Linked DNA regions of Homo sapiens: region 1 is linked to region 2. A link is an interaction called in ENCODE POLR2A ChIA-PET data of the cell type or tissue named here. Cell type or tissue: Panc1. All regions are shown on one strand. Each heading gives the region's core, and the rest is flanking DNA. Links, peaks and the distances in the headings are about the cores only. Region 1 has its middle 23 kb from the start of MIR3141. Region 2 overlaps GALNT10 (polypeptide N-acetylgalactosaminyltransferase 10).

Region 1 (5,377 bases), core at 299-5,298, 260 kb after region 2:
TCTGGCATCTTCACTTTTATCAACTGCATATGATAAACAATCTTGTGAGAAGATATTTGGCGACATCATGATTACTTCTTTGGGATAAATTCTTCAAAGTAGATGGCCCACTGTCTGGGGCTTTCATCTTGGAGACAAGGAGAAAGAGAGGCCAGGTTGGAGGCTGGATGTGAAGGAAGAAGCAGGAAGCCATCCAGGAGAAAGGCCCGACTAGGAGGCCAGGATGCCTCGCTCGCCCACACAACAGAACACGCCGCTTCGGTTTATCAGTGATGGGGTTCCCCCTGCTCCCTCTGAGCTCACCCTGAAGCCCTTAGGAATCTAGTTTATTTCCAGGAAGTTTTGCTGACTTAGCTAAAGACCCCGTTTTGTGGATCAGCTGCAAGACACAGACACTCAGCCAAAACACACACACATACACACACACACATACACACACACACACACACACACAGGCTTCACCCTCCAGGAGTCAGGTGTGAGGGAGGCACTCACTGGGAAGAGGCCAAATAACCCATGGAAAGTGGGAGAGCTTAATTTACATGGAAAGAAAATTCCCTGAAAAAAAAGCCATTCATCAGATTTACATACATAATTTTCTCTCTTAACTAGGTTAACTCAGTTCAATAGTTTTGCGACAGCTTTATTGTTTTGGAGCAGGGGAGGAAATTGCATACATGCTCAGTATTTGGGGGTGGGGTTTTTTTGTCTTTTTGAGACAGGATCTCACTTTGTCGGCCAGGCTGGAATGCAGTGGTGTGAGCACAGCTCACTGCAGCCGCAACCTCCTGGGCTCAAGTGATCCTCCCACTTCAGCCTCCAGACTAGCTGGGACCAAAGGCAAACACCGCCATGCCCAGCTAATTTTTTAATTTTGTAGAGATGAGGTCTCACCATGGTGCCAATGCTCATGTTTACTGTTTTTTAAAATCCTTAGAAAGTATACCACTATCTGTGAAGATCTAAAAGTTTCTTAAATTCTCATTTCAGACTGGGTGTGTAATTTGCATACAAACCATGTGGAAATCTTGTTAAAATGCAGATTCTGATTCAGGAAGGCTGACTGGGGCCTGAGCATGCACTTCTAACACTCTCCCACAAGGCTGATGCTGCTGGTCCATGCACCAGCTTGCAAGTTGAGAGGAGCACACAATACATTTGGTAAAGTCGAGATTCTTCTCCCATGGAATTGTCACTCCCTGCTTATTGCTCAAAATACTCTTAAGTCAGAGCTGCAAGGGAGCTTGGAAAGCATTTGGTCAGAGCTGCTGCTGACAGATGAGGAAAGTGAACCCCACGAGGGGAAGGGGCAGGCCCCAAGCCAGGGAGCTCGAGCCAGAGCATGGCTGGGGGCTCCAGGTTCCTTTTGTTTCCACAGAAGCCCAGAGCTTAGTCAGTTTCAACTGTGGGACTAGCAAAGGCTCTGTGAATGGCTGGGAAAAGCAGCAGCCCCTATAAGGATGACAGGGCCACCAGGCAGAGTGCAGACTCTATGCTAAGCACCATCCAGATGCCTTGCACGCCGACATGCTCTCAGAAAGTCCACACCACAACTCTACACAGCAGAATCATTGACTTCATTTTACACAGAGAAGCCGAGGCTCAGAGAGCAGAGCAGTCTTCCAGAAGCCACACAGCGGGTAAATGGAGAGGTAGCATCAGATCTGTGTGTGAAAGAGCCCCACATCACTGTCTCCTTAACATCCATCCTTCAGAATTTTTGCCTTAATTGTACTTGAACAACGGTTCACTTTCCATAAAGGGAAAACTAGTATCATTTGAAAGATGTATTTTCATTGTAGAAAATACATTCATTGAAAACAGTGTTATTAAAATCTAGCTAAATCTTCACCTGCAGATCCCTAGGCCTGCCCTCTTTGTTAGGAGGGGAGATTAGCAAACATTAGAGAGGTATTAAAGACAAACTAGGCCTGGCACCATAATCCCAGCACTTTGGAAGGCTGAGGCAGGAGGATTGCTTGAGGCCAAGAGTTTGAGACCACCATGGGCAGCATAGCCAGACCCCATCTCTTAAAAAAAATAAAAGAATTAGCTGGGCATGGTGGTGTGCACCTGTCATCCTAGCTAATTAGGAGGTTGAGGCAGAAGGATCACTTGAGCCCAGGAGTTCTAGGCTGCAGTGAGCTGTGATTGTACTATTGCACTCCAGCCTGGGCAACAGAGCCAGACCCTGTCTCTAAATGTGTGTATTTATTTAAATACATAAAACAGACTAGCACCACACTGAGGCTTTCCTTTTAATGAAATTTAAAGGATTGAAAGAATATTGAAGAGAGAATAATTTTGCAGGATATGAGTCTACCTTTTGCATTGCCTTGTGTGAATTTGACCTTTCTTCCATCTCCAGGACAGAACATCTCACACTAAACTACGCTACCTTTAGGTGAGCCAGGTGGTATCAGTCAAGACTGGCTTTCTGGAAAAGGCACCTGGACCAGGTTTCACATCATGGGAGGCCTAAGCTACGGTATCTCTACTTAAAGTTTCTTACTGTCCAGAGAGAGTAGTCCACACCCCTCTCCAGGGGCCTGGGGGTCCAGTCAGCAGGCTGCCTGGAGCCAGGGCACACTCTCTCCCCAAAAGATGACCCACCAGCATGTTTGCCTAATGTGGCCACTTTGGAAACATTGTTTGTTCTTATCCTGCTAAAAACAGCTTCAAAGTGACTCCTGTCTAAACTGTGCCACGATCGATTATCAAATCCCTGACCTGATCGAAACCACAGGGGGACACAGTCATTTGCTTTAATGCAATTAAAGCAAAATATAATCATGTATCCAGGCCAGGGACAAGGGCAGGGCTCTTTAGAAGGTGGGAGGAGAAACCAGCTCTGGATAATTTCTTCTCAGCTCCAAGGTAGCGAGCTTAGACTTCTCCTGCCTCCGTCTCCAAGGCAGCCTTGGGCTTTGCTGCAGAGCCACCAGGTGAGGGTGTCCTGGGCGAAGGGGGAGCTGGGAGAAAGCAGTTTTGGAGTGAGATGTGGAGGAGGGTGGGGATTTGCAGAGCACAGCCAGGAGGAAAGAAGAAAAATGAAAAAGAGGAAGAAATGGTCAGGCGCGGTGGCTCACACCTGTAATCCCAACACTGTGGGAGGCCAAGGTGGGTGGATCACCTGACATCAGGAGTTTGAGACCAGCCTGGCCAGCATGGCGAAACCCCATCTCTACTGAAAATACAAAAATTAGCCGGGTGTGGTGGCACGTGCCTGTAATCCCAGCTACTCAGGAGGCTGAGGCAGGAGAATCACTTGAACCTGGGAGCCAGAGGTTGCAGTGGGCCAAGATCGCACCACTGCACTCCAGCCTGGGCAACAGAGTGAGACTCTGTCTCAAAATAAATAAATAAATAAATAATGTGGGGAGGAAGAAAAAGATCACAGAAAGAGGAGGAAATGGACATAGCCAGCTTGATAATTTTCAGAATCTCTAACAAATCCCCAGCCTCAGGGAGGTTGAGGCTGGCAGGTCTTCCTGAAGGATGGCAGCCTCCCCAGCAGCAGGTGAGGTTGATCCAGCAGGACTTCCATGAGGAGGCACCAGGAAAATGTGTCTTCCCTTCTCAGAGAGCCACATGAGGGAAAAGATCAGGGCGAGGGCTTGCCTTTCCGTCTCCCGGCTTCGGCCCAGCATCCCCGGGCTCTGCAAAGGAGTCAAGTGTCTTCACACCACGCACCTGCCTCTCCCTCAGGGGCAGGCAGGGCTGGCAGGCTTCAAGGGACCCCCTCAGTGCTCACTGCACAGGCTGTCCGGGGGCTCCACACTCTCTGTACCGGTTCTTATGACTGCTGTGACAAAGTACCCCAGACTGGAAGGCTTAAACCACAGTTCTCACCGTTCTGGAGGATAAAAATCTGAGGCCAATATGTTGGCAATGTTGGTTCCTTCTGAGGGCTGTGAGAAAAGGATCTGTTGAGGCCTCTCTCGTCAGCTTGTAGGCTGCTTCTCCCTGTGTTTCCTGATTTCCCCTCATCTTCCTGGGTCTCGACATCATCTTCCCTCTATGCATATCTCTGTGTCCAAACTTCCCCTTCTTATAAGGACTCCAGTCGTACTGGATTGAGGCCCACACTGAGGACCTCATTTTAACTTGATTAGCTCTATGAAGACCCTAGCTCCAAATAAAGGCACATTCTGAGGCACTGGACTGAATAGTGTGTCCCCCCTCAAATTCAGATGTTGAACTTTACCCCTCATTTTAATGGGATGAGAAAATGGGGCCTTTGGGGGGCGATTAGGTCAAGAGGGTAGAGCACTCCTGGATGGGGTTAGTGCCCCCACATAAGAGACCCCGGGGAGTTCCTCCAGCCCTTCCACCATGAGAGGACGCAGCAAGATGGTCGTCCATGAACCAGAAGCGGACCTCACCAGACCCTGAATCTGCCAGTGCCTTAATGTGGACCTCTCAGCTTCCAGAACTTGGAGAAACAAAAGTCTGTAGTTTCAGCCACCCAGTCTATGCCATCCTGAACAGACTAAGGCAGGGCTTCAACATATTAATTTGGTGCGGTGGCGGGCGACACCATTCAGCATATCACACTGTCTGTGGGGAGCTCCCCACTGCTGCCTTGGGGAGGGGAGGAGAGACAACAGTCCTTGGCAATGCTCAGCACTCCCTAGCTCCAAGCCTTGAACAAACCATTTCACTTTCAAGGGCCTTGGCTTGCTCATGTGTGAAATGGACATGGTAGCAACACCAACGCTGGCTGGAGAAGAACGCAATAACACCATGTTTCCGTCCCTTTTACGTTTACTCGGATATCAGAGCTGGAAAGCATCCTTGGAACTCCTGTGCGCTCTCCCTTGCCAAATTTAGGATCCCCCAAAACGGAGAACTGCTTTCCACCTCAGAAGGTCCAGCTCTGACAGCCTTTCTTTCTCCTTCATCTCCTTCTCCTCCTTCTCTTCCTTCTCCTTTTTCTTTCTTCCTTCTTCTCTTTCTTGTTCCTGTTTTATTGATTCCCAAAACTATCATTATTTGTCATTATTGGCTACTGCTTATTAAAGACACTGTACAGACATTGTGCCAAATGCTTTACAATCTTTATCTCATTTTATCCTCACAATAACCTTACAGGATAGGAACTACTAATATTCCCATTTTATAGATGAATAAACTGATGCTCAGAGAGTTTGGGGGAGGCCCAGAGAACAGAGCCAGGAGGCTAATGAGGAAAACTGCAGAAGGCAGACCACAACTCCAAGGAAGAAAGGTCTTCCTCCCAGGCTGCCTGGGGAGGGAGGAAGACGCCCACTCCAGGATGAAAGCAGAGGCTGGATGACGAGATAGCAGAAGTTAAAGAGGAGCTTTTGCACAGAGCTCAGGGGAGGCACTGAACTTGGCAACTTCTCAAATCCCT
Region 2 (5,377 bases), core at 191-5,190:
CTCTCAATAATTGGTAATACAGATAGACAGAAAATCAGCAAGGATATAGTAGACTCTCACAGCACTGTCAACCAATATGACCTAATTGACATTTATAGAACACTCCAACCAATAAGAGCAGAATACACATTCTTTTCAAGTGGATATGAAACATTTACCAAGATAGATTATATTTTGGGCCAGAAAACAAGTCCTCATAAATTTAAAAGGATTCAAGTGATACAAAGTATCACTCTAACCACAATGAAATTAAACTTAGAAATCAATAACAAAATAATCCTTTTAAACTTTCCAAACGATTAGAAAGTATATTACTTACATGTAAATAACAGATGGGTCAAAAAAGAAATCAAAAACAAAATTAGAAAGTATTATTAACTGAATGATAATGAAAACACAATATATCAGAATTTGTGGAATGTCACTAAACTACTACATAAGGGGAAATTTGTAGCATTAATGCCTATGTTAGAAAAAAAGAATGGTCTAAAATTGATGACATCAACTTCCACTTTCAGAAACTAGAAAAAGAAGAGCAAATTAATCACAGTAAACAGAAGAAAGGATGTGAAAAAGGGCAAAGCAGGGATCAATGAAACAGAAAATCAAGGAAACCAAAAGCTGGTCAAAAAACAACAACAACAACAAAAAAAACTTAGGAGAAATTTAAAAAGCCACAATTATGAAATTATGAGATTTCAACACCTCTGTCTCAATAACTGGTAATACAGATAGACAGAAAATCAGCAAGGATATAGTAGACTCTCACAGCACTGTCAACCAATATAACCTAATTGATATTTATAGAACACTCCACCAATAAGAGCAGAATACACATTATTTTCAAGTGGATATGAAACATTTACCACTTTGAAATGGTCAATTAAATTGATTAACATCTAACCAGCTAGAAAAAGAGAAAAAGAAGACAAAAATTACCAATATCAGGAATGAGAGAGATGACATAACTATAGATTCTATAACTATTAAGAGAATAATAAAGGAATATTCTGAACAACTTTGTGCCAAAACATCTAACAGCTTCGCTGAAATGACAGATTCTTTGAAAGACACAAACTGCCAAAACTCACTTAAGGAGAAACGATCAACCTGAATAGTCCTATATCTATTGAAGAGATTGACAGTGTAGTTAAGTACCTTCCCATAAAGAAAACTTTAGGCCCAGATGGGTTCACTGATGAATTATTTCAACAATTTAAGAAATAATTCTGGCCGGGTGTGGTGGTTCACGCCTGTAATCCCAGCTTTGTAATCCCACTTTGGGAGGCCGAGGTGGGCAGATCACGAGGTCAGGAGATTGAGACCATCCTGGCTAACATGGTGAAACCCCGTCTCTACTAAAAACACAAAAAATTAGCCAGGCGTGGTGGCAGGCGCCTGTAGTCCCAGCTACTCGGGAGGCTGAGGCAGGAGAATGGCGTGAACCCAGGAGGTGGAGCTTGCAGTGAGTCGAGATCGCACCACTGCACTCCAGCCTGGGCGACAGAGTGAGACTCCATCTCAAGAAAAAAAAAAAAAAGAAATAATTCTATACAAATTTTTCCCCAAAATTAAAGAGGACGGGGTACTTTCCAACTCACTGTAAAACCAGCATTATCCTGATACCAAAATCAGACAAAGATATTACAAAAAAAGAATTTTACAGACCAATATCCCTCATGAATGGGTTGGGCAGGTGGTATCATCGTCATTATTCACTTTTCTTCAGGTCAGCAACTAGAAGATCAAAGGATAAAGAGGTGTGCCAAAGTCACACAGGTACACCCTGAGCAGGGTTGTATGTTTAGTGAAAAATAATAACAATAAAGTATGAAAAGAAAAACCTAGAATTCTATACCCAGTGAAAATATCTTCCAAAAAAAAAAAGATACCAGATAGAAATAGAGATCTTTATTCACAAAGAATAAAGATCTCTATTTCTATCTGGTATCTTTTTTTTTTATTATTTCTGTCTGGTATCTTTATTCACAAAGAATAAAGATCACTGCAAATAGTAGCCACGTGGGTAAATATATGCTATTTTTCTTATTGTTTAAATCTTTTAAAAGATAATTGTGGGGTAGAATGTAGTTGGAAAGGGATTTGTTACCATGGTTTGCCAACCATTGCGGCATTCAAAACACCCAGATAAAATGGTGGGGAATCAGAAGGAGGGAGTGGACTGTGAGGGAATAGCATCCTGGGCCTAGCAGAGCTGGTGGCTGAGGTCCTATTCAGGGACCACCCACTTGCCCCCATAATAATGTGGCCTTGGTGATGCTGAGTTTGGCTCGAGGAGTAGAAAACTTGATGTTCATAAATATTCCCATAGCAGAAAGGAAGTCTTCTCGAATGGTGATGTAAGCCTGGGGCAAGAAAGGGCAGGGATGTAACAAGAATTGAGCTTTCCTGCCCCACGTGGCATCACCAGCTGTGCATCCCTGTCGGAGACCCTGAGAACTAGGAGAAGCTGTTGGCAGAGCTGCTGCCTGTGCTCTCGGGCTCCTGCTTTGCATGCCCACCCAACTGACGTATCCAGAGCTAACTAGATCAGGAACTTTATCTACGGTAACTGTGTGTTTGTTATGGGCTCCTTTCTACCCTTCCACCTCCAGTCTGCAGCTCATCTGAAATGCAGCCAGCCCTTACTCAGGCTTATTATGCTAAAATGATCAAGAGATAGTCCCTGTCTTGAAGAGATTTCAAGCATATTAGTCACTTAAAACTGTCTCTGAAAGCCATTTATTCATTCAGCAAATATCTATTGAGTGTCTATTTTGTGTGCTTACTGTATGGCCTAGGTCCTAGGGAATCAGCAATGAGCAAATAGTCAAAATCTCCTTCCCTCCTAGAGCTTACATTCCACTGGGGGTAGGGGTGGGAGAGTCATAATATAAACAAACAAATAAATGGATTGATTTTTTAGATAGCAATAAGTGATGTGGGGAAAAAAGATTAACAGGATAAAGGGTAGAAAAAATAATAAGAATGGGGTAGATTTTATTTCAGGGGTCAGGGAAGTGCTGTCAGATAAGATGGCATATGAACAGAGCTATGAAGTGGTGAGAGGCCTAGCAGGAAAGTTGACCAGGGGAAGAGCACTGCAGGCAGAGGAAACAGCAAATGCAAAGGCCCTGAGACCACTGTGCCTGGCTTGTGGAGGCCAGTGTGGCTGGAGCCTGATGATGTGAATGATGAGAAGTTAGGCTGGAGAGGTGTCTGGGTGGTGGTCGGGTTGTAGTGGGGCTGGAGCTTTTCCCAAAATGACTAAGACGGGATGCCACTGGAAGGTTTTGAACAGAGAGTGACATGATCTGATTTTCATGTTAAAAGGATCACTTTGGTTGCTATTTTAAGAATAGACTGTAGGCAGCCAAGGGTGGAAGCAGGGAGACTAGTTAGGAGTATGTTAACAGCAAGGCAGGGGAGCGTGAGAGTGAGTCAGTCCACAGTAGGAGTAGTGGAGTAGCCATGGCTGAATTCTGGACATACTTGGAAGGTGGAGATGGAGGTGCCAGGATTTACTTACAAGAATGTGGATATGAGAATAAGAGAGAAGCCAAGGATAATGCCAAGGTTTTTGGCCAGAGCAGCTGGGGAGATGGAGTTGCCATCTGCAGGAATGGAGATGACTTTGGGAAGAGCAATTTTGGGGAAAATCACGATTTTGATTGCAGACAAGTTTGCGACACTGTTTCACATCCAAATGTCAATGTCAAGTAGGCAGTTGAATAAATGATCTCATTTGTGTTGTGAAAAATGGAAATAGTGACAAGATTTTTTTCTGAGTTGCTGTGTTTTTATTGTGGTTTTAATTAACTCACCTTCCTAGAATATCAGGAAATGCCTGAGGCATAACAGATAGTAAGCCTAAAAATGACCCAAGACCGGACGTAGTCTGTGGCGTGCAGTGTAATGGAGTTTGTGGTCAGCGTTCAGGTTATGGCGAGAGCGGTACCCATAACCTTCCACCCTTTTTGTTGGGAATGAATGACGGGAGTCTGCACCCGCCCCCACCCCATGGTGCAGAGTGGCTTGTCAGACCCTCCATAGAATAGAGACAGGCTTCAAAGACTATTTAGTACTTATTAGCAGTTTTTACCCTTTTTATCATGATTCATGTGGTAGAGCAAGCTCGCCTGACACCTTTATAATGGAGTACTTCAGTATAAGATTAGTGCCCCAGAGATACTCAGAGTTCAAGAGCAATGCAGCCTCCCTGTTTTGGTAGGTTGTTAGCGAGGCTGTTGTGGGAGGGGAGGGCCTGTAGATGGAATGATTTGTAAGCTGGGAAAGGAAAAAATCTAGGTTTTTCTTTTTTTGGACCATCACTGGGTTTTTTTTGTTTTTTTTTTTGTTTGTTTGTTTGTTTGTTTGTTTGTTTTGTTTTTGAGACAGAGTCTCGCTCTGTCATCCAGGCTGGAGTGCAGGCGTGATCTCGGCTCACTGCATCCTCCACTTCCTGGGTTCAAGCAATTCTCCTGCCTCAGCCTCCCAAGTAGCTGGGATTACAGGCGCATACCACCCACCACACCTGGCTAATTTTTGTATTTGCAGCAGAGACAGGGTTTTACCATGTTGGCCAGGCTGGTCTGGAACTCCTGACCTCAGGTAATCCGCCCACCTCAGCCTCCCAAAGTGCTGGGATTACAGGCGTGAGCCACCGTGCCTGGCCACATCACTGGTTTTTTAGGAGACTTAAATCAGCTCTTCTCCTTTGAAATTAAATGACTCCCTTCTGAACAGTGGTGTTTCTTCCACGATAACAGTTATTGATCCATTGGACCTAATATTGAGATTTAAAGGTGCTCATATACCTTAAAATAAAATGCAGCCAATAACATTTCTTACATTGACTTCTTTTCTCTAATTTTTAAAAGAGTTCAGTGAATTCAGCCCTGAAGTTGAAATTGTGAAGATAAATAATCTACAGCAAAATGGCTGCCTATCAACTAAAAATTATATGGGCATCTACTCCCTACAATTTATGCTAGATAAAAGCCACTTACATCTATGTGACTGGATGTGTGGCTTGTTTTCTTTTTATTATTTCTGCAAACAGATGCATTTTCTGAGTCTTCTAGAAATGGATGCTGTGTTCTCCATTAATAACAACATGTACCATTTGTCGAGTGCTCCTATTTATTTATCGATGTACCGGGCATTGTGCTGAACACATTGCCAGTTGTATCTTACTTGTTCCTATTCAGAATTGTTGTGTGATGATGATTTATTTCTTTTATACTCAACATTGTCTTCTGGTTTACAAACTGTTACAACTATTTTGTGGTTTAGCCTCTCTGCAATTGTGTCAAATGGGGAACATCACTAGCTCCATTTTACAGATGCACAAACTAAACCTCAGAGAACCTCAGCC

The links. ChIA-PET counts read pairs that join two places held together with the same protein. Peaks named below come from ENCODE experiments on the same cell type or tissue, not always from the same donor. Only the 100,000 strongest peaks of a DNase experiment are listed, where the experiment ranks them.
Region 1: POLR2A ChIA-PET joins it to region 2 with 5 read pairs; 2 of 35 experiments call an interaction of 5 or more read pairs at or near these places.

The regions. Positions count from the first base shown.
Region 1 is chr5:154,570,431-154,575,807 of GRCh38, forward strand. No RefSeq gene overlaps it. Among named protein-coding and RNA genes, the nearest start is that of MIR3141, 23 kb to the right of the region's middle. RefSeq lists an enhancer at 1,649-1,818. In Panc1, for the core only: no CTCF peak of the experiment used is centred there; no DNase peak of the experiment used is centred there.
Region 2 is chr5:154,306,097-154,311,473 of GRCh38, forward strand. All of the region lies in intron 3 of GALNT10 (polypeptide N-acetylgalactosaminyltransferase 10), which reads left to right. Among named protein-coding and RNA genes, the nearest start is that of MIR1294, 38 kb to the right of the region's middle. In Panc1, for the core only: no CTCF peak of the experiment used is centred there; a DNase peak (open chromatin) is centred at 2,755; H3K27ac peaks cover 412 bases.